2 separate regions of the Homo sapiens genome follow, and region 2 is linked to region 1. Evidence: read pairs that join two places in POLR2A ChIA-PET (ENCODE). Cell type or tissue: Panc1. All regions are shown on one strand. Each heading gives the region's core, and the rest is flanking DNA. Links, peaks and the distances in the headings are about the cores only.

Evidence for each region. ChIA-PET counts read pairs that join two places held together with the same protein. Peaks named below come from ENCODE experiments on the same cell type or tissue, not always from the same donor. Only the 100,000 strongest peaks of a DNase experiment are listed, where the experiment ranks them.
Region 2: POLR2A ChIA-PET joins it to region 1 with 11 read pairs; 7 of 35 experiments call an interaction of 5 or more read pairs at or near these places.

Annotation. Positions count from the first base shown.
Region 1 is chr20:25,218,815-25,228,484 of GRCh38, reverse strand. ENTPD6 (ectonucleoside triphosphate diphosphohydrolase 6) reads right to left here. Exons shown (of 15, transcript NM_001247.5): 11 at 7,152-7,253; 12 at 5,507-5,647; 13 at 4,328-4,384; 14 at 3,168-3,280; 15 at 410-2,986. The coding sequence ends at 2,888. Among named protein-coding and RNA genes, the nearest start is that of PYGB, 24 kb to the left of the region's middle. RefSeq lists a silencer at 4,401-4,582 and enhancers at 4,633-5,394, 5,395-6,154, 6,155-6,916. In Panc1, for the core only: no CTCF peak of the experiment used is centred there; DNase peaks (open chromatin) are centred at 1,064 and 5,084; H3K27ac peaks cover 6,871 bases.
Region 2 is chr20:25,311,088-25,320,757 of GRCh38, reverse strand. It overlaps ABHD12 (abhydrolase domain containing 12, lysophospholipase), which reads left to right. Exons shown (of 13, transcript NM_001042472.3): 4 at 440-559; 5 at 3,680-3,710; 6 at 5,788-5,833. Among named protein-coding and RNA genes, the nearest start is that of PYGB, 68 kb to the right of the region's middle. RefSeq lists a silencer at 1,299-1,378 and enhancers at 1,729-1,968, 1,999-2,058, 3,172-3,781. In Panc1, for the core only: no CTCF peak of the experiment used is centred there; no DNase peak of the experiment used is centred there; H3K27ac peaks cover 1,402 bases.

The DNA of each region.
Region 1 (9,670 bases), core at 614-8,613:
CCTGGTCAGGAGTTCAAAACCAGCCTGGCCAAGATGGCAAAACCCCATCTCTACTAAAGATACAAAAATCAGCCGGGCACAGTAGCGGGTGCCTGTAATCCCAGCTACTCAGGAGGATGATGCAGGACAACTGCTTGAACCTGGGAGGTGGAGGCTGCAGTGAGCCCAGATTGCACCACTGCACTCCAGCCTGGGTGACAAAGGGAGATTCTATCTCAAAAATAAATAAATAAAGTAATTAATTAATTAAAAAACAAGGCCAGGCACGTTTAGTTTCTTAACAAAAGTTAAGAAACTAAAATATAAAAATACCTTTTGGTTAACTTTTAAAACTATCTCTGTGGAGAAGCCTTCCTAATTATGACATGAAACCTAGAAGTCACAAAAAGATAAATTTTTGGACACGTTCTATCATAATGGGATAATTTCCTTAATAAATAAAGATCTACAATTAACAAAAAAATGATGACAATCTTATAGAAAATCGGCAAGGGATATGAACAGATGTTTCACGGAAATACAACTTAGATATACCCGATGAATTAGATCCATGCATATTAAAACTACCAGTTATCATTTTTTTAAATCTGCCAGAATGGCAAAGATTAAACTGGCTGTAGCTGTTAGGACATGGGGGAGGCCAGCACCGATGCTTGTCCAGTAGGATTGAAGGCAACGTGGCAACGTCTGCTTATGCCCTGAAACTCACTGCCCTGGGATCCTGCCATCCAAACACGGGGACTGCAGGACTGAGGCAGCTCAGTGGGCAGCAATGGGTGCTAAGTGATGTGGGGTACGCGGGCTGGGGTGGCATGTGGGGCGTGTGAGACCTGTCTGAGCTTGTCAATGCACACATCCTGAGGGAACAGAATTTTCAAGCAACCCTAGTTTGCTTCTTTTACGATGTGCACGTGTAGCTATTTTTGACAAATGAGAGCCTACTTCATTATCACAAAAGACACTCAGAGAGAAATGACTTGCATACTTTGCCGGGCCCAGAAATATTCCATGACTTATTTGGTGCACTTTTGGAAAACTTCCAGTTGTTTGCCTTTTTCAGGCATGAGGTCACCGACCTTCTTTAAATGGACCAAATTGATTTTGGCTTTACCTTCATGCGTCTGATTCTCAGCCTCCGGAGTTCTTTAAATATTTAAGCTGGTGGATATTATGGAAGTAAAGGCGCTGGTGGGGACCCAGCCCAGGCGGGAGGGAGGAAACTGTTCCTCTTTTTGTCTTTTGTCCTTTCCTGCTCTGTGCAGGCCTCCACCACGTGGCTCCATCAGCATTCGCTGCAGCCCTGGGAGGCCCTAGGGCCAGATCCTGTCCTCCTGTGACAGTTGGTTGGGGGGGGCTTCAGGCACAAGCACTCGGGATGTGGGCTGGTCTGCAGTTTCCCTGGCATGCGACACCTTTGGGACGCTTCCAGACCAAAACCAGATCCTTGCTGAACAGAATGACATGGGGACTTGCAGCTCACTCGAGGTTATGTGCCCAGGCCTCACCTGGCCGTGCTGTGGGCTGCTGGCCTGGCACAGGAGGAGCTGTGCTCAACAGACGCTGGGAGGGCCGGGGCCACCAGCCAGACCCTTCACCAGCCCCAGCCCCCAGGGGCCCTCCACTGCTGTGTCCTCGAGAGGGATGTCGACAGGACTGGAAATACGCCACCCCCTTTGGCAGCTTTTCTAAGGTTTAGTAAACAGGGATCTCAGGTGCCAGGTGGGCAAATGCTACTGTCGCTCAACGAGAGGAATCCCAGAGAAGGAGAAGCCCCTGTCAACCTTTTATTGGGAGTGGAACACATGAGGTTCAGCTCGTGCCGGGCACTGTACATTCACTGAAGCAGCTCAAGGGGCTCAGCCCCGACACTGACGCCACACTGAGCAGGATGCACGGCCCGGGGCTCACACTGTCCATGGAGGAGGTGGGGTCAGCCCGAGGTGGGCGGATGGTGGCCCGAGACACCGAGAGCTTGGTTCTGGGACTGTGGCTCAGCTGACCCGTGGCACAGCTGCACCTAAGACATGGCCCTGGCTAGGCGGGAACAGCTCACAGTAGCGATACATTCACAGGACACAGTTGGTGTCCAGAAAAGGGGGCTCAGAACACAGTTTCTACACAAGCACTTGGCACCCACACGACAGAGACGTCACTCAAGCAGCACAGCCACAAATAGTTTACAGCAGCTCATGCCCGGCATCCGCCCATGCTGGGAGACTCCCTGAAAGGTGGGCACCTGCCGTCTATGAGGAGGTGTCTCCCTCCATCATTAACCCCAAACCACACAATGTGTGAGGAGAGCAGGCCTCTGGGTGAACTCACACATTCATACCCAAGGAAGAGGCAAACACACTCAAGTCCAGAGTTCCCAGTGGTGCCGCCCAGACCTACTGTCCCGGGGGTGTTATGGCTGTCCCTCGGCTTCCCCAGAGCAGCCAGGACAGCCTGCACCGCCTCCCAGACTCTTGCAGGAAGGGGAGCTCTGCCCTGGGGAGGAAACTGACAGGCTGGGAGACAAGACTCCCATCGCAGGGACATGCACAGCAGCAGCCACAGCCCCGCGGACGGGGCATGGGGATGGGACAGGCAGGGAGCCACACTGCCCCCTCAGTGTGTGCCTGTGGTTCTGTCCTGGTCCTGCCCACTTGGAGCCCAGGCAGACAGGTGGCATTGAGCAGGGCCCAGGTCCAGACAGCCCTCTGGCCAGATGTGACTGGAAGAGGCTGATGCCAGGGCAGCACCAGGCCTTCTGCAAGTCCCAGAGCCAGTGTGCAGAAAGTGCCAGCACGGCCTGTGCTGTGGCTCCTCAGGATGAAGTCACGTCCAGGACAGGAGGGTTTATGCAGACACACAGACACTGCTGACGGGGACAGGGATGGCTCGGCCACTATGAGGCTGGACTCTTCTGTCTGTTCAGGGAGTCGATGTAATGAAAAATGGCCCCCAGAGCCCAGCTGGTCTCAACATTGTCAATTTTCCGAGTGAGCTTGAAAAGACAGAGAGGGAGAGGGGACCATCACACAGACAGGAAAGCCTTGTGCATCAGGAGGCTGTGGCTCCTTGGAAGCCAGGGATGGGCTGGGGGACATGACCCCAGCAACTGGAGAAGTGGTTCTAGGCCCCTCACTCCATAAAGGGGCTGGGGCGTGACCTGAGGGCACCCTTACCTTCAGCACTTTGCTCCTGGGAAAGCCGAACTCCTGGAGTAGCAGGCTGACGTAGGTGAGGTCCATGCATGAGAAGGGGCTGCTCTGCGGCTGTGTCTCCAGGGTCCGACACACTGGGGATGAGACACGTCCCTTCACGCTCCAGGTGACTCCCACCTGGGGGCGGAGGGGCAAGTGCAGACCCCAATTCCACCCACTACAGGCACCCGCTGGCTCCGCACTCCGGATTCACAGACAAGGCCGCAGCTGAGCGCAGAAGGCACCCAGTGCACAGCACAGGCAGGTGGGCGGCAACCCCGGCTGCCACTGGGTCTGGGCTCCAAGGGGATTTGCACGCCTGGTGTTAGGGTCATGGGCCAATGTCTCCCAAGCCACATTTCTACATCTAAGACCCTGGACACCTCTCCCAGGTGTCAAGCTGCATAAAACCTAAGCTTTCTGGGGAAAGAAAACACCAAAGCCAGCTCAGAACAATCCACTCCTGCTCTTGAGGAAGGACAAATCCACCAAGAGCTGTCCTGGGATTCTGCTCAAAGCCTTTTCCTGCTGTAGTTGTGGATACCCAGTGTCCATGGGCACAAATGGGAAAATGACACAAAAGCTTTAAAAAAGCCACTTTTGGGGGAGGGGAAGGGTAGTACTTTTTCTGGAAAGATGTACAAATTTGAGCTCTTTGGACCCACACATTGGGAAGGGCAACCAAGAGCAGGACATGTTCACCAAGGCTTGGCTGCTGGGCCAGGCGTGAAGGAGACAGTGGAGAGGCATAGTGTGTGGCACAGGGTCTGCTGGGCTGGTCACCTGCGACCCCGGGGACAGCCCTCCACCCCACATCCCAGGCTCCATTCTGTAGGGCCTTGGCTTCTTAAGGGTTGTGTGACAATCATGAACTTACTGGGACATCCCAGGGGAAATCACTCTTGGGGTTACCCTAGTAGCAGTAAAATGGCATCTGAGGAAGTGGAATCGAGGGACCCAGTTCCTCACGACCCCATGAGGGTGGGACAAGGACGGTGGTCCTTTCTCAGCTGGGGCCGAGGCCCCTGCCTGTGGCCATTGTTTAGGAGGGGCTACACCCAGGAGAGTCAGGGCCAGCGCCTGCGTCACGAGCATCACGGGGCGCCTGCCCCTGCTGAGATGGCCCCTGCAGCATCACTCACCGTACTTGGCTGCGATCTCGAAGTCCCCCACCACCAGGCTGCCTCCCTTCTCCGCATCTGTGGGAGACACAACACCCAGTCTGCAGGAGCACTGTGAGGTTGGCGATGCCACTGAGACGTGAGGCTGGCACGGGGAACGCCAGCCCAAGAGCCCCAAGGCACTGACTGGCTTCTGAGGCAGGCCCTCCAGCTGTAGGCGGCACTCACGTGCTCTGAGGACGGCTTCTGGGTGATGTGGTGTGGGGTGGGTTTGGGGGCTGAGAGGGTCACCCCACAACCCAACCCTGCAGTGTCCCCCGAGAAAGCTCACCAGGAACCCAGGACCCCAAATTGAGTAAAATTTTAAGTTAAGAAAAATAAAAGTAGAGAAATTGAAATGTTTCCTGAAGCCATAGAACTGAGCTCAGCAACAGTATTCTGGTATCAGTTTCCTAAATGTAAAAAAAAAAAAAAAAAAGTTCTTGAAAAATACACTGAGGGGTGGTTTATTGGTGGCCTTCCACCTTGACCACCCACCTTCCACCCAGGCCCAGTCAGTGGTAGCTTTGTCAGCACAGAGACCCGCCGGAGGCTGCAGGGCCCAGAGAGCCGGCACCGTGTCAGCTTATTTAAAACAGTAGTGTTCTTATCCGTACCACAGGCCATACATTCTGATGATCTCACCATGATAGTGACTCTGCAACCCCCTCCAGAGTTCCCACACAGCCTGACCACCACTAGCCTCAGCAAACTCTGAATACCTTTTTCCGCCCTAATCTGGCTTCCTGGGCTGTGCAGGGTGAGTCAGAGAGACTCCACATTCAGTGAGCTGATCCCTCCCATGGGTACAGGGCAGCCACCTGCAGGTCACAGGAGGCCTCCTGTAGCCAGGGCTGCAGGGTAGGGCAGAGTGGCTGAGTCTGAGACAACGTGGGCCAGTGCAAGGCAGGACCTGCCTTCCAGCAGGAACTGGAATCAACAGCAAGTCACCAGCCACGAGGTTTTACTGAAGGGCTCAAAGAACTGATCTTTTCCTACTCAGGATGAGACGCCTTCTCAAATCTGCTTCTGGCCTCCTGCAGGGATGTGACAACAGGGTTGCTTGCCTGCCACCAGCCCTCTGCCTCGGGGAGCACACGCCCTCCACCCCCGCCCCCTGCCGCCCCGACCTTCCTGCTCAGCCCATCCGGGCCCCCTTACCTATGAGGCCCACACCAGCTGCAAGGTCGTAATAGTAGGAGAAAGCATAGAAGTCCACATGCTTCACTTCCTCCGTCCTGTGCACTCTGTTTTGAAGGACCTCTGACACTCTGGCAGCACACAGCTCGTGCAGGCTTGCCGCTGGGGACAAGCACAAGGCTAGCGGTCAGTGGGCTCCGAGCACCCAGGCCTCACAGCTGCTTGGGGCCCCTCCCAGGGGACTTGAGACTCTGACCTGAATTGTCAGGAAAAGGCAGGTCCAGAAGCCTGTAAGACCCCACCCCAAGTTGGGGCTGCTCCCCGCACAGGTCAAAAGCAGCCCTCAGGAGCCAGGGCATTGTTGGTCCCGGCGCAGGGAGTGAAGACCGTGGGCACGAAGGCAGCGGCAGACCTGGACTCTGAGGAGGAAGCTGCTGATGCCTGACACCAGTGGCCTCTGGCCTGTTGGGACCATCTGCCCTACATTCCCCCTCCGCCAGCCCGGAGTCCCACCTCCTCAGGGGGCCTGCACCCTCCCTATGTCATAGATAAGGAAGTGGAGGCCCAGCTCACTTGCCAAGCTCCCATGGCTTGAGGGAGAACAGGAACAGAGGACCCCGGAGGCCAATGGACCGTGTGGACATCTGAGGGCGCCTCTACACCCCACACCTTGACCCAGCTTCCCGGCTTTCCCAGTCCTCCTCCACCAGGCCCCATCCTTCCGAGTGCTTCCAGGGTTCCCACGGTCCACAGACCCATGCTCCAACCCTTCGATCTCATTTCCTCCTGGTGTCCCCCACCAAGCCACACCACCTCCTCCTCGTTCATTAAACACAGCAGCTGACAGAGGGCCCCGGTGTGTGCTGCTTGTGCGGCCTGGGGTGCTGCTGCTTCAGATCTGCGCAGTTTCTTGAAACCTCCTCCTGTCTTAGATCCCATGTTACCCCACGAGGCCGTCCTTGGCTGTCCTAGTTACAGCTGCGATCGCCCTCTCAGATCCCCGCCCCGTGTTATTTCTCTTGGAAGGCTTTCCCGATGAGCTTCACTGTCTGGCTCCTCCTGTGGGACACAGCTGTGCAGTCCTGCTGTGCCTGATGCGGCCCCCCGGTACACGCACCAGTGGGTGATTGACTTGGAAGGACCTGAACGGTTCGCGAAGGCATGCACCCCTCATGCCGAGTGCCCAGTCTGGGAATGGCGTTTGAACATTTCTCTCAGAAGAAACTGCAAGGGTGCAGAGCACTAGAGCCTGCCCAGGGCCAGCGGGCTCCATAGCCTCGAGCAGGATGGGTGGAAGCAGACCCTCCCTCTATTCCCGCCCAGCACAGCACAGAGTGCCTGGGCTCCCAGTCCCAGCCCTGCATCTCAGCCCCAAGCTGGTCCAGTCCTTCCTCCCTGCAGGCCTGTTAGGAAATCAGCCCTCAGGAGGAAGCTTCTGGTGACAGTCAGGGGAATGTTGAACAGAGGCAGAGGGAAGGAGCTGGCTCTCAGCACAGACACAGGCCCCTGCAGCCAAACCACCTTCACTTCCAGGGCAGGTACAGGCTCTTCAAAGAGAGGTCAGGAGCCTCCCGTGGAACGTCCCATGGGATGTGGGAAAGGCAAGGGGGAGAGGAGGCCACCACTCTCACCCGCAGAAACCAACAGGCAGCAACCCTCCCCGTACCTGCTTTCTGCCCTGAAACCCTGTACGTGACTTCTGCGTGTTCCCACTCTCCTTTGAAACTGGGAGACAAGCAAGGGCTGACCAACTCCTTTCCATCCTTAGCTGAAACAGAGATTAAAAAGGAAAGAGAAAGGAAGGTATATCACCGCCATGGACTAGGGCTGAGCTAGGAGTCGCGGAGGCCCTGGCTTGACACAGGATGGGGGAAGCTGAGTGGCTTCCAGGTCCACTGGGAAGGCAACACCTCCCTGGGAAGTGGCAGCAAAGCCTCGTTGGCCAGGAAGCACACCGCTACCAGGACCATGCCCAGCTCACGGCCCTGGGCACGCCGGGTGCCAGGCACTGGGCCAAGGGCTGTTCAGTGAAGTGTGACGACAGTCCTTTTAGGAGGGGAGCCATCATTACCCAGTTTTATAGGTGACTGAGGCTGTGAGTAGCTGGTAGGTTGGTGGCAGGGCCAGAACAAGTGCCACCAGGTGCCACCATGCCTTGAATGGAATCTGCTGCTCCAATACACACAAGCTGGGGGCTCAAAACCAGCAAAGGAAGCGTATTGGTCCCAGGGCTGGCCCCAGTATCACCTTTCGAGGATGGCAGGCTGCTGTCCCACCGAAAGGTGCTGGTCCCATCCCTGGACTCTGGCCTGGACCTGCTTTCCTTGATGGAATGGGCAGGAAATGGTGGCATCAGGGTAGCCTTCCTTTTTTGAAGCCACCACAAAAGTGTCCCAGGCTGCTCTGCTGGGGCGAGGCCATGTGGAAGAGCGCCCAGGTCTAGACAGCCGCCCAGCGACAGGCACGTGCACAGACCCTCAGGACCCCAGCGGGGGATTTAGACAGCTGCCACAGCCACAGGCATGTGCACAGACCCCCAGGACCCCAGCAGGGAGTCTAGACAGCTGCCCCAGCCATATGCACCTGCACAGACCCCCAGAACCCCAGCAGGGGGCGTCTAGACAGCTGCCACAGCCACATGCACCTGCACAGAACCCCAGGACCCCAGCGGGAGGGTCTAGACAGCTGCCACAGCCACATGCAGCTGCACAGATCCCCAGGACCCCAGCGGAGGTGCTGCCCAGATGAGCCTGTGTGGTCTGCTGTGAGATTCCAGCCGCGACTGCTGTTTGCTGTTCTTTCACTCTACTTGGGGGGTCTGTTACGCAATAACCGGTAACAAAACAGAGACTCATTCTCCTGGGTCCTCACAGCCCCCAAATGTCTAAAACAGGCACTTTGTACAGCCTGACGAGGAGACCATGAGACCTTCTTGCTGCTCTGCTGGGTGTGAGAGGACTCAGGGTCTGAGCCACGACTCCCTGGGAACCACAAAGGGCAAAGAGGTACCTGCCTTTTCTCATTGGCTAAATAATAGGTGTTTTTTGGCCCCAGAATAAGGGCTGCAGCTGTTTCTGAGACATAGACATGGTTTTTGTTTGCAACAAAAGGAATACCATTATGAAGATAAACACCAGGATTTGAAAGAAAGAACTGAAGTAGGGCATGCACAGGAGAATGAAAATTCCAGTTGAACATCCTACCCTGTCAGATACCAGGCCCTCGGAAGAAGTGGGCAGGGGTGCTGGGCCAATGGGGCGCTGGGGGCTGAGGTAAGGGCATTTGGCTGGAGCACACGTAGGTGCTGGTGAGCGCCTCATACACACATCAGACACTAAGGCCTTGGGAAGGCCTCTGTGGCCTGGCCAGTTCCATCAGGGAAGAGAGGCACCACCAGCCTCAGGGCCGTGCCCCAGCCCCTGAAGCAGACCATGGCAATCCTGAGATCTCCTAAGAGTCCATGCCCGCTGTGATGCCCATTATAAGGAGCAGAGGCCCTGGCCCTGATGCAGGCTGTGTCCCCAGGTCAACTCCATGTCTCAGGAAGGGCCAAGCCCACATTTCATGACCCTTCGCAGAGCAAGGGAGGAGGGATGTTCTTGCAAGGCTGGAATCATGAGCGAGAGAGAAAACCTTTCCCTGACGGCAAGAACCCAGCACCCCCCACAGCCCTCCTGTGCTGTCTGTACAAGGTTCTGTCTTCACATCCCTAAAGCCAGCTCCCAATGTAGGGGATGAGTGTGCAGTTCCCTGGTTCCCTCAGTTTCAGCTCAGTGCTTCAGAAGGGATTTCATCAGCATCTTTTAAAAAATAACTTGGGGCTGGGTGTCATGGCTCATGCCTGTAATCCCAGCACTTTGGAAGGCCAAGGCAGGCAATCATTTGAAGGTAGGATTTCGAGACCATACTGGCCAACATGGTGAAACCCCGTCTCTACTAAAAACACAAAAATTAGCTGGGCGTGGTGGTACACATCTGTAGTCCCAGCTACTGGGGAGGCGGAGGTATGAAAATTGCTGGAACCCGGCAGGCAGAGGCTGCAGTGAGCTGGGATCATGCTAGTGCACTCCAGCCTGGGTGACAGAGCAAGTGAGACACTGTCTCAAAATAAAGAAAGAAATACCTTGGAAGGTGGACAGGTACAACACCACCCTGGGTTCCTGCCCCATCAGGGTGCCACCAACA
Region 2 (9,670 bases), core at 918-8,917, 92 kb before region 1:
ATGTGACAGCATGTACTGTTTAAAATCCATTGTGAGTTAAACTGTGGACAATTTAAGCATGGGGTTAACTGGGATGTGGGGCACGTATGAGGAAAATGCTATTACTCAAGATGGACTAAGTGCTGCTTCTCTGCCAGGCCCCAGTGGTAACTGGCACATTGCAAGCCTTTGTGGCCCAGAGGAGGCTGGCCTGCCAGTCAGGGAACGCTCCTGCTGAAGCTGTCAGTGCCATCCACACAGCCTGCAGTTCCGTGGTTATTGATTCTAGTGATGGGGATAGTTTTCTACCACCCACCCCCATCTGTTCCCCTGTAGTTAGATGGGGTCTGCAGCTCCCTGCTGTCTGGACTTGAGCTGATTAAGTAACACCACGTGCAGTCGCCAGGATGAGGACAGAAGGGACATCTGATCCTGCGCTCCCCTCTGCTTCTGTCTGCAGGCACACCGTCCCTGCAGTCTGGTGGAAGAACGCCCAAGGCAAAGACCAGATGTGGTATGAGGATGCCTTGGCTTCCAGCCACCCTATCATTCTGTACCTGCATGGGAACGCAGGTACCAGGTGAGGGAGAGGAGCCCATCATCTTTGCTGTGGAGCATGGCTCCTTTTTGGGGTGGGAATGTCCTGGCCCGGTCTGCCGGAAACCAGCAGGAGCAACCTGCGGTCCCACAAAATTGGGTGTACTGACCCACTGCAATGAGGGAGAGCCTCCCAAGAACGAAGGGAAAGGCAGAGTTCTGAAGGGGTTGAGGGAAGGCGGAGTTTAGGTGACGTTTACATGAAGCAGGGTTCCCACAGGCTGAGGCCAGCACGGCTGTGTTCCGTGGGGACCAAGTGTGGGAAGCTGTGTGCAGACCGTCCCCTATCTGGAGCTGCAGCCTGGATTGGGATGAAGGAGGCTGAGTCTCAGTCAGGAGCTGAGCTCCCCAGCCAGAGGGGCATGTTTTTTTCTCCTTGTTGTAATCTCAAAGGTCACAGCATCTGCTGGTATGTGATTTGGGGAGCAGGGTTTCTTGGAGAGTGAGGGCTTTGGGGTCCCTCCGAGGAGGGGTCATAGTGGCACTTGGCTGTGGGTGCCTCGCGCTCTTGGGAATGGGCGGCTTCAGCTCACTGGCAGCTTGTTTTCTCTATATCTGTCATGCTGCCTGAAGTGGCAGGCAGATCTTTGTTACCTGTAAGATAGCTCCAGGTGGCAGACAGGTGAAGCCGGAGCCAGGGCAGCCCTGGAGGAGGTGGCACACTTCCTGGAAAAAAGTGGCAGGTGCTGAGAAGGGGCAGGAGGGAGAGGCTGAAAGCACCAGGTGCTGGGGTCTTTGCAGGCCACCCTACAGTGTGAGCTCTCTGCTCACCCTAACGGGCTGTTGCTGAAGTTCATGCACTCTTTGGTTAATCAGCCCTGCCCAGTTTTATCTCAGATGCTTTTCCTGAGTGGGTCTAATGGCTTGTCCTTTCCACTGGCTGCCCTGGAGTTGGCCTCCCTGCCTTAAAAGGGTGCTCCTTCCACACCATGTGATTGCTGTTCAGAAGAGCCTCTGTGGGAGAACCCAGGGTGGGTGCGGAGGGGATACATTTTCTGAACAAAGCATTGTTTGAAAACCACCAAGGTCTTCGTGTGTGAGAGAGGCAGCCAGGAGCCAGCACAGAGGCAGACCCAGCACGGAGACAGGGCTGCTGCGGGGCCAGGGCCGAGGTCCCGTGTGGCACCAGGGTATGTCAGGGCTGGGGGCAAACATTTTATAGGCAGAGCCAGCAAGGAGAGCTGTGCTGGGCCCTTCTGGAAGGGAAAGCAGGCCTAGGTGGGGTCTGCATGGTGGAACCCTGCAGAGAGCATTGCTGAAAGAGCCTGGCGGCATGGCCCGTGAAGCGGTTTCTGTGTCAGGGATGGCGTGTCTAGCTACAGAATCATGCATGTGCTGCACAGTTTCCTTTCTTCTTTGTCTGGGACAAGCTGCAGAGGGTTTCTCTTCTGCTTTTCAAAGAGCAAGTGGCTACAAACAGCTCTTGCAGCATCTTTTTATAAATGACAGAACTGTGGTTGGCTGTGAATAAGGTTCAGTTCTGCAGTGCCCATCACATGGTTAAAAAAAAAAAAAAAAGATCCTGCCTATAACTTTAGGTTAGAAAGGGATGCCGTGACTTTCAGTGTTTGCTGCCCCCTCCCAATCCTGCAGAGACTGCCTGGCTGCAGTCCTCGCCACCCCCACGTTGCCTGCTTTCTTTGTCCTGTGCATCCCACTGGGGTTTCGCTGGTCTGCGGGATCCACCACCCGGGTCCCCCTGAGGTCCAGACCCCCTGGATTCCCAGCAACTGTTCCTTTTTTGCTTAATGTAGGAAATTTTAGAAACTTAGAGCCACTGTGAACTCTTACAATGATAACTGAAAATATTTTGCAGTGTTTCCTCCTTGCCTTGAAACTCATTCCTTTATTTTTTATTTTAATTTTTGAGACAGAGTCTCACTCTGTTGCCCAGGCTGGAGTGCAGTGGCACAATCCTGACTCACTGCAACCTCAGCCTCCTGAGTTCAAGTGACTCTCCTGCCTCGGTCTCCCGAGTAGCTGGGATTACAGTCACCCACCACCATGGCCAGCTAATTTTTGTATTTTTAGTAGAGACGGGTTTCACCATTTGACCAGGCTGGTCTCAAACTCCTGAGCTCAAGTGATCTGCTCACCTCGGCCTCCCAAAGTGCTGGGATTACAGGTGTGAACCACCGCACCTGACCCTTTATATTTTTGTTTCTGTACTTTATTGGCTTCCTCCTCCATCTCATCCTGGTGTCCAACCAGCAACACTCCCGCCCCCATACCTGAAATGTTGAGACCGCTCCTGAGGAAGGAGGAGCACGGCTAGGGAGTGTGGAGAGTGTGGACCCGCCCTCCTCCCAGGTGGCCCATGTCCCTGCTGTGGGGTCGGTCCAGGTTAACAGCTGGCCAACAACTGGAAAGAAAGAGGGAAGGGAGCCTAGACAGGCCTCAGACAAGGAAGTACAAATGGGAGGGTGTGTGCCGAGCCCACTTAGTCTCAGTAGCGACATGCACGGTGAAGCTGTAGTTGGCTGTGAGGGGCGGGAGGCAGCCGTTCCGGCACTTCAGGGCCTCCCTGGGGAGATTCTAGGAGCATATCCCATGTGCAGAGCACACACATGTGAAGGGCTGTAAGGCAGGGTGGCCACAGCAGCAAACAGAAGTTAGTGCCAGGTGGGAAACAGTCAAGATGACCATGAGAGGCCAGGGTGGTGTGGCTAAGCAGAGTTCTGAAGGTCGGCTGAGACGTGCGGAGCAAGAAGTGAGGGCAGAAGTCGCCCATACGGGTCCTGTTGGAGCACAGCCTCTGTCTACACAGGGTGTCCTTGGCACAGGGAAGCTGGGAGGGTCTGGGGTGTGGTGGATGAGGCCTTGCTGTGTTTCCTTTAGTGTCTTTCTAGTTTGGGGCTGTAGGTGTGCATTACCTACTGAAAAATAAAAGCAGTCATTAAGAAATCTCCCCCAAAGTGCTAAGACCATCTCCCCCTTGGCACAGCACTGCCAGAGGCGAGTGTGGGGCTACTTAGGGGGACCCAAGGAAGAGGTTCTGCCCTCTTTCATTGGCCTCCCCCTGGTTTGGGGTATGGAGGACAAGTTGACCTGGGGCCCAACTCTGAGAAGATGTGCTCACACCATGTCCTGTTTTCTTCTCCAGAGGAGGCGACCACCGCGTGGAGCTTTACAAGGTGAGTGCAGGCAGCACCCACACCTGTTCCCTGGGCTGTTCTTTCCAGGGCAGGAAGTGAAGGGAGTCACCAGACTCACAGCTTGAGAGTTAACTATTGCTGGGCTGTTTGTGTGTGTGAGACAGGGTCCTCCTCCTCTGTTGCCCAGGCTGGAGTGCAGTGGTACAGTCACAGCGCACTGCAGCGTCGACCTCCTGGGCTCAAACTATCCTCCTGCTTCAGCCTCCTGAGACTGCAGGTGCATGCCGCCACCACGCCCAGCTAATTTTTGTTTGTTTTTTTGTAGAAATGAGGTCTCCCTATGTTGCTCAGGCTGGTCTCGAACTCCTGGGCCTCCCACCTTGGCCTCCCAAAGTGTTGGGATGACAGGCGTGTTGAGCTTTTTAACACTGCCTTTGGATGGGCGTGCTGGAAGGTAGGGCCTTGGCTGCCTCTGCTGTGACTGCCCATCACACTGCTTCTAGGCCTGGGCCCCAACATCAGAATGTATGGGCTTTGTAGACCAAGTGCAGATATTGGCAGACTACATAAGCAGCACTGGAAATTGTTTTTCAATGTTACGTTACTTGTGTATAAAATGAAAAGAGACGGCTGGGTGTGGTGGCTCACGCCTGTAATCCCAGCACTTTGGGAGGCCAAGATGGGTGGATCACAAGGTCAGGAGTTCAAGACCAGCCGGCCAGGATGGTGAAACCCCGTCTCTACTAAAAATACAAAAAAAATTAGCCAGGCGTGGTGGCGGGCGCCTGTAATCCCAGCTACTCAGGAGGCTGAGGCAGAGAATTGCTTAAACCTGGGAGGCGGAGGTTGCAGTGAGCCAAGATGGCACCACTGCACTCTAGCCTGGGCAACAGAGCAAGACTCCGTCTCAAAAAACAAAAAAAAAGGAAAAGAGAAACCAGGTGCTCCAGGTGCTACACTGACTGCCAGGTCGTAGGCTCACCCCAGCAAGGGCTGCAGGTGGGACTTGAATCAGCTTCCAGGCACACAGTGGGAGCGCCTGCAGGTCTCCCCACATGCAGGGGGTGCCTAGGGCAGGGCGTGCAGACCTTCACTTGTGCTTGGTTGCTTGGTTTTGTTCTTCATCTGGTTGTCTGGGTCTTGGAGCCCAAGAGATACTGTTGAAACAGCCTCACTCTCCTCCCCTCAGAGGGCCATCTGCACTGGCCCACAGGGCAGAAGGGAACACAGACAGAGGCAGGGGCACAGACAGAGGCGGGGGCACACCCAGCTCTGAGCTATTGGAGGATTTTACCCGTGGAGTACATTGCATTAAGTCAGGAAAGGTGGGGAGAGTTTGAGAAGTGATTGGTCCTTTTTTCAGTTTTCTGTTAAAAGAAATGATTCATCCTGCTGAGGTCAACAGGGCTGGAGCAGGTTGGCTCTGGTTATAGCCTCTGCGGTGGCTAGGAGCTGGCAAGGAAGTGCAGGCTGCCCTGGGGAAGCACCCAACAACCCCCCCAAAGAAGGGAGCTGTGATTCTGGGTGACATGATGGTGCGGCAGCCTCCCATGTTGCTCTGGGCACACCCCAGCAAGGGCACAGGGGTGGGTGTTTGAGGAGTGAGCTAAATGAAAGAGGTCAGCTAGTCTGTAGGGATTAAAAAAAAATAACAGAAAAAAAAATTGACAAGAGCTTAAAATCCAAGAAATACTGGGTTGCAGCAAGGGTCCCCAGATGGGGTCTCTGCACAGTGTAGCCCTCCTCCTGGGGGTCTACCATCACACTGCAGCACCGAGAGCTGTCTGCCTCCAGAGGAGGCCGCCCCAGAGGCTGCCCTGCAGCACGAGTGGAGCTGCGGCCGGACACTGCTCCTGGCCCCCTAGCGTCTAAGCAGGAGGAAGGGAGAGCCTTCCTGCGCTCCCAGGCAGGGATGTCAGCAAGTCCTGCAGTGGCAGTTGGCATCTTGGTTTCATAAAACCCAGCCAGGAGTCAGGCAGCATGTCACAGTCTTTATGAAGCTGCCACTACGTACAAGGCAGAGGAGAGAAAGTTGGATGAGTTTAGTAAGCGGCAAGCTGCCCTCAATACAGATGCTTGGATTTGTTGCCAAAGATGTTTATTTTTCACTTTACAGGTGCTGAGTTCCCTTGGTTACCATGTGGTCACCTTTGACTACAGAGGTGAGATTTCTTTTGCAAGAGCATCTGAGCACAATTCCACTGCTTGCTGGCGGTATCCCATGGGCAGGCCTCACTCGAAGAGGCTCGGAGCAAGGCCAGCGCCTGCTTTGCCTGTGCTGTGATGGTGTCCTGGGTCCTGACAAAGACCCTGATGGAGCTGTCAGGAGAGCCCCTTCTGGTAGGGGAGGCTCAGCACCTGGAGCCCCCAGCAGATGCCCTGTCAGCAACTTTTTTTTTTTTTTTTTTAAGATAGGATCTCACTTTGTCACCCAACCTGGAGTACAGTAGCATGATTGTAGCTCACTGCAGCCTTGAACTCCTTGGCTCAAGGGATCCTTCTGCCTTAGGCTCTCGAGTAGCTGTGACTGCAGGAATGCGACACCACACCCGCTGTTTTGTTTTTGTTTTTAGTAGAAATGGGGTATCGCTGTGTTGCCTAGGCTAGTCTCAGACTCCTGGCCTCAAGCGATCCTCCTGCCTCAGCCTTCCAGAGTGTTGGGATTACAGGCAGGAGTCACTGCACCCAACCTGCAGCATTTTAAATTAGAAGATACTGTCTTTTTTAGACTGCAGAGCTGGACGTCAGACATGGTTTATGCTCATCAAAGCTTGTCTTGTTAAAGTTACGAAGACAGTAAGAAGTGTTAAGAGAGGCTGAGCATGGTGGTTCACACCTGTAATCCCAGCACTTTGGGAGGCTGAGGCAGGCGGATCACTTGAGGTCAGGAGTTCGTGACCAGCCTGGCCAACATGGTGAAACCCCATCTCTACTGAAAATACAAAAATTAACCGGGCGTAATGGCTCGCACCTGTAGTCCCAGCTATTCGAGAGGCTGAGGCAGGAGAAGCGCTTGAACCTGGGAGGCAGAGCTTGCAGTGAGCCGAGACTGCACCACTGTACTCCAGCCTTGGCGACAAGCAAGACTCCATGTCAAAAAAAAAAAAGAACTGTTAAGAGAGAAGATAGATTCTTCTGCACCTCAGCATTTCTGCTTTTTTGAATGAACCAGGGCTTGCCACTGAACAAATCAAGAATCCATAGTTTGATATATACCAAGGACACTGTGGCTTAATAGGCAACAGAAATACTTGGTGTTAACAATGAGCGACTGGTTTGTTTTGGTTTTGGTTTTGGTTTTGCTTTGAGACAGGGTCTCACTCTGTCACCCAGCTGGATTGCAGTGATGTGATCTCAGCTCACTGCAACCTCTGCCTCCCGGGTTCAAGTGATCTTCCCAACTCAGCCTCCCTAGTAGCTGGGACCACAGGCACACACCACTACACCTGGCTAATGTTATTTTATTTTATTTTATTTTATTTTATTTTATTTTATTTTATTTTATTTTTATTGATCATTCTTGGGTGTTCCTCTGAGGGGGATTTGGCAGGGTCATAGGACAATAGTGGAGGGAAGGTCAGCAGATAAACAAGTGAACAAAGGTCTCTGGTTTTCCTAGGCAGAGGACCCTGCGGCCTTCCGCAGTGTTTGTGTCCCTGGGTACTTGAGATTAGGGAGTGGTGATGACTCTTAATGAGCATGCTGCCTTCAAGCATCTGTTTAACAAAGCACATCTTGCACCGCCCTTAATCCATTTAACCCTGAGTGGACACAGCACATGTTTCAGAGAGCACCAGGTTGGGGGTAAGGTCATAGATCAACAGCATCCCAAGGCAGAAGAATTTTTCTTAGTACAGAACAAAATGGAGTCTCCTATGTCTACTTCTTTCTACACAGACACAGCAACAATCTGATTTCTCTATCTTTTCCCCACATTTCCCCCTTTTCTATTCGACAAAACCGCCATCGTCATCATGGCCCGTTCTCAATGAGCTGTTGGGTACACCTCCCAGACGGGGTGGCAGCCGGGCAGAGGGGCTCCTCACTTCCCAGAAGGGGCAGCCGGGCAGAGGCGCCCCCCACCTCCCAGACGGGGTGGCTGGCCGGTCGGGGGCTGGCCCCCACCTCCCTCCCGGATGGGGCGGGTGGAGACGCTCCTCACTTCCCAGATGGGGCGGCTGCCGGGCGGAGGGGCTCCGCACTTCTCAGACGGGGCGGCTGCCGGGCGGAGACGCTCCTCACCTCCCAGACGGGGTCGCGGCCGGGCAGAGGCGCTCCTCACATCCCAGACGGGGCGGCGGGGCAGAGGCGCTCCCCACATCTCAGACGATGGGCGGCCGGGCAGAGACGCTTCTCACTTCCTAGATGGGATGGCGGCCGGGAAGAGGCGCTCCTCACTTCCCAGACTGGGCAGCCAGGCAGAGGGGCTCCTCACATCCCAGACGATGGGCGGCCAGGCGGAGACGCTCCTCACTTCCCAGACGGGGTGGCGGCCGGGCAGAGGCTGCAATCTCGGCACTTTGGGAGGCCAAAGCAGGCGGCTGGGAGGTGGAGGTTGTAGTGAGCCGAGATCACGCCACTGCACTCCAGCCTGGGCAACATTGAGCACTGAGTGAACGAGACTCCGTCTGCAATCCCGGCACCTGTGGAGGCCGATGCTGGCAGATCACTCGCGGTTAGGAGCTGAAGACCAGCCTGGCCAACACAGCGAAACCCCGTCTCCACCAAAAAAATACGAAAACCAGTCAGGCATGGCAGCGCGCTGCTGCAATCACAGGCACTCGGCAGGCTGAGGCAGGAGAATCAGGCAGGGAGGTTGCAGTGAGCCGAGATGGCGGCAGTACAGTCCAGCTTCGGCTTGGCATCAGAGAGAGACCGTGGAAAGAGAGGGAGAGGGAGACCGTGGGGAGAGGGAGAGCTATTTTATTTTTTTTAAGAGAGGGTTTCGCCATGTTGCCCAGGCTGGTCTTGAACTACTGGGTTCAAGCAGTCTGCCCACCTTGGCCTCCCGAAGTGTTGGGATTACAGGTGTGAGTGAGCCATTGCAACTGACTGCGAGACTGTTTTAAAGTGTATTCTGGCTGGGCACGGTGGCTCACGCCTGTAATCCCAGCACTTTGGGAGGCTGAGGTGGGCAGATTGCTTGAAACCAGGAGTTCGAGATAAGCCTGGGCAGCGTGGCAAAACCCCGCCTCTACTAAAAATACAAAAAAAAGTAGCTGAGCCTGGTGGCAGGTGCCTGTAATCCCAGCTACTCAGGAGGCTGAGGTGGGAGGAAAGCTTGAGCCCAGGAGGCGGAGGTTGCAGTGAGCCAAGATCATGCCACCGCACTCCAGCCTGAGTGACAGAGCGAGACCCTGTCTCAAAAATTTCAAAAAGTGTATTCCACCATGTAGTCCTCAGCTGGAGAGATTAAAGAGTTGATGGCAACGTGGCTGGCTGCCTTCACCTTCTTGTGGGGGCAGGTGGCGTGTCTATCCTCAGACCAAGAGGAGATATGGGAGGGACAAAGGAGAGAGGCTGTCACCTGGATGTGGGGGTTGTGTTAATTCTCTCTTGCTGCTATAACATGTTACCACAAACAGTGCTTTAAACCAGCACACATGTAGCGTCTTGCAGTTCTGGAGGTCAGAAATTCAGAATCTGCAGCCCCCAGGCTGGAATCAGGGTGGGAGCAGGGCTCTCAGGGAGAATGCCTGGCTGCCCTTTCCAGCCACCTGTGTTCCTTGGCTCACAGCCCTTCTGTGATTGAGTCCCAGGTCATCTGGCTCTGACCCTGACTCCTCTCCCTTTTTCTCTGATGAGGACCCTTGTGGTTATTTTGGGCCCACCCAGCTTGTCCAGGATCACCCCCATCTCAAGGCAAGCAGTTAGTAGCTTTCATTCCTTCCATACCTTTCATTCCCCAGCCATGTGACCCAACGCGTTCACAAGTTCCAGGGATTAGGTCATGGACACTTTTGGGGGCCACCATGCTGCCAACCACAGGGAAGAAAGTT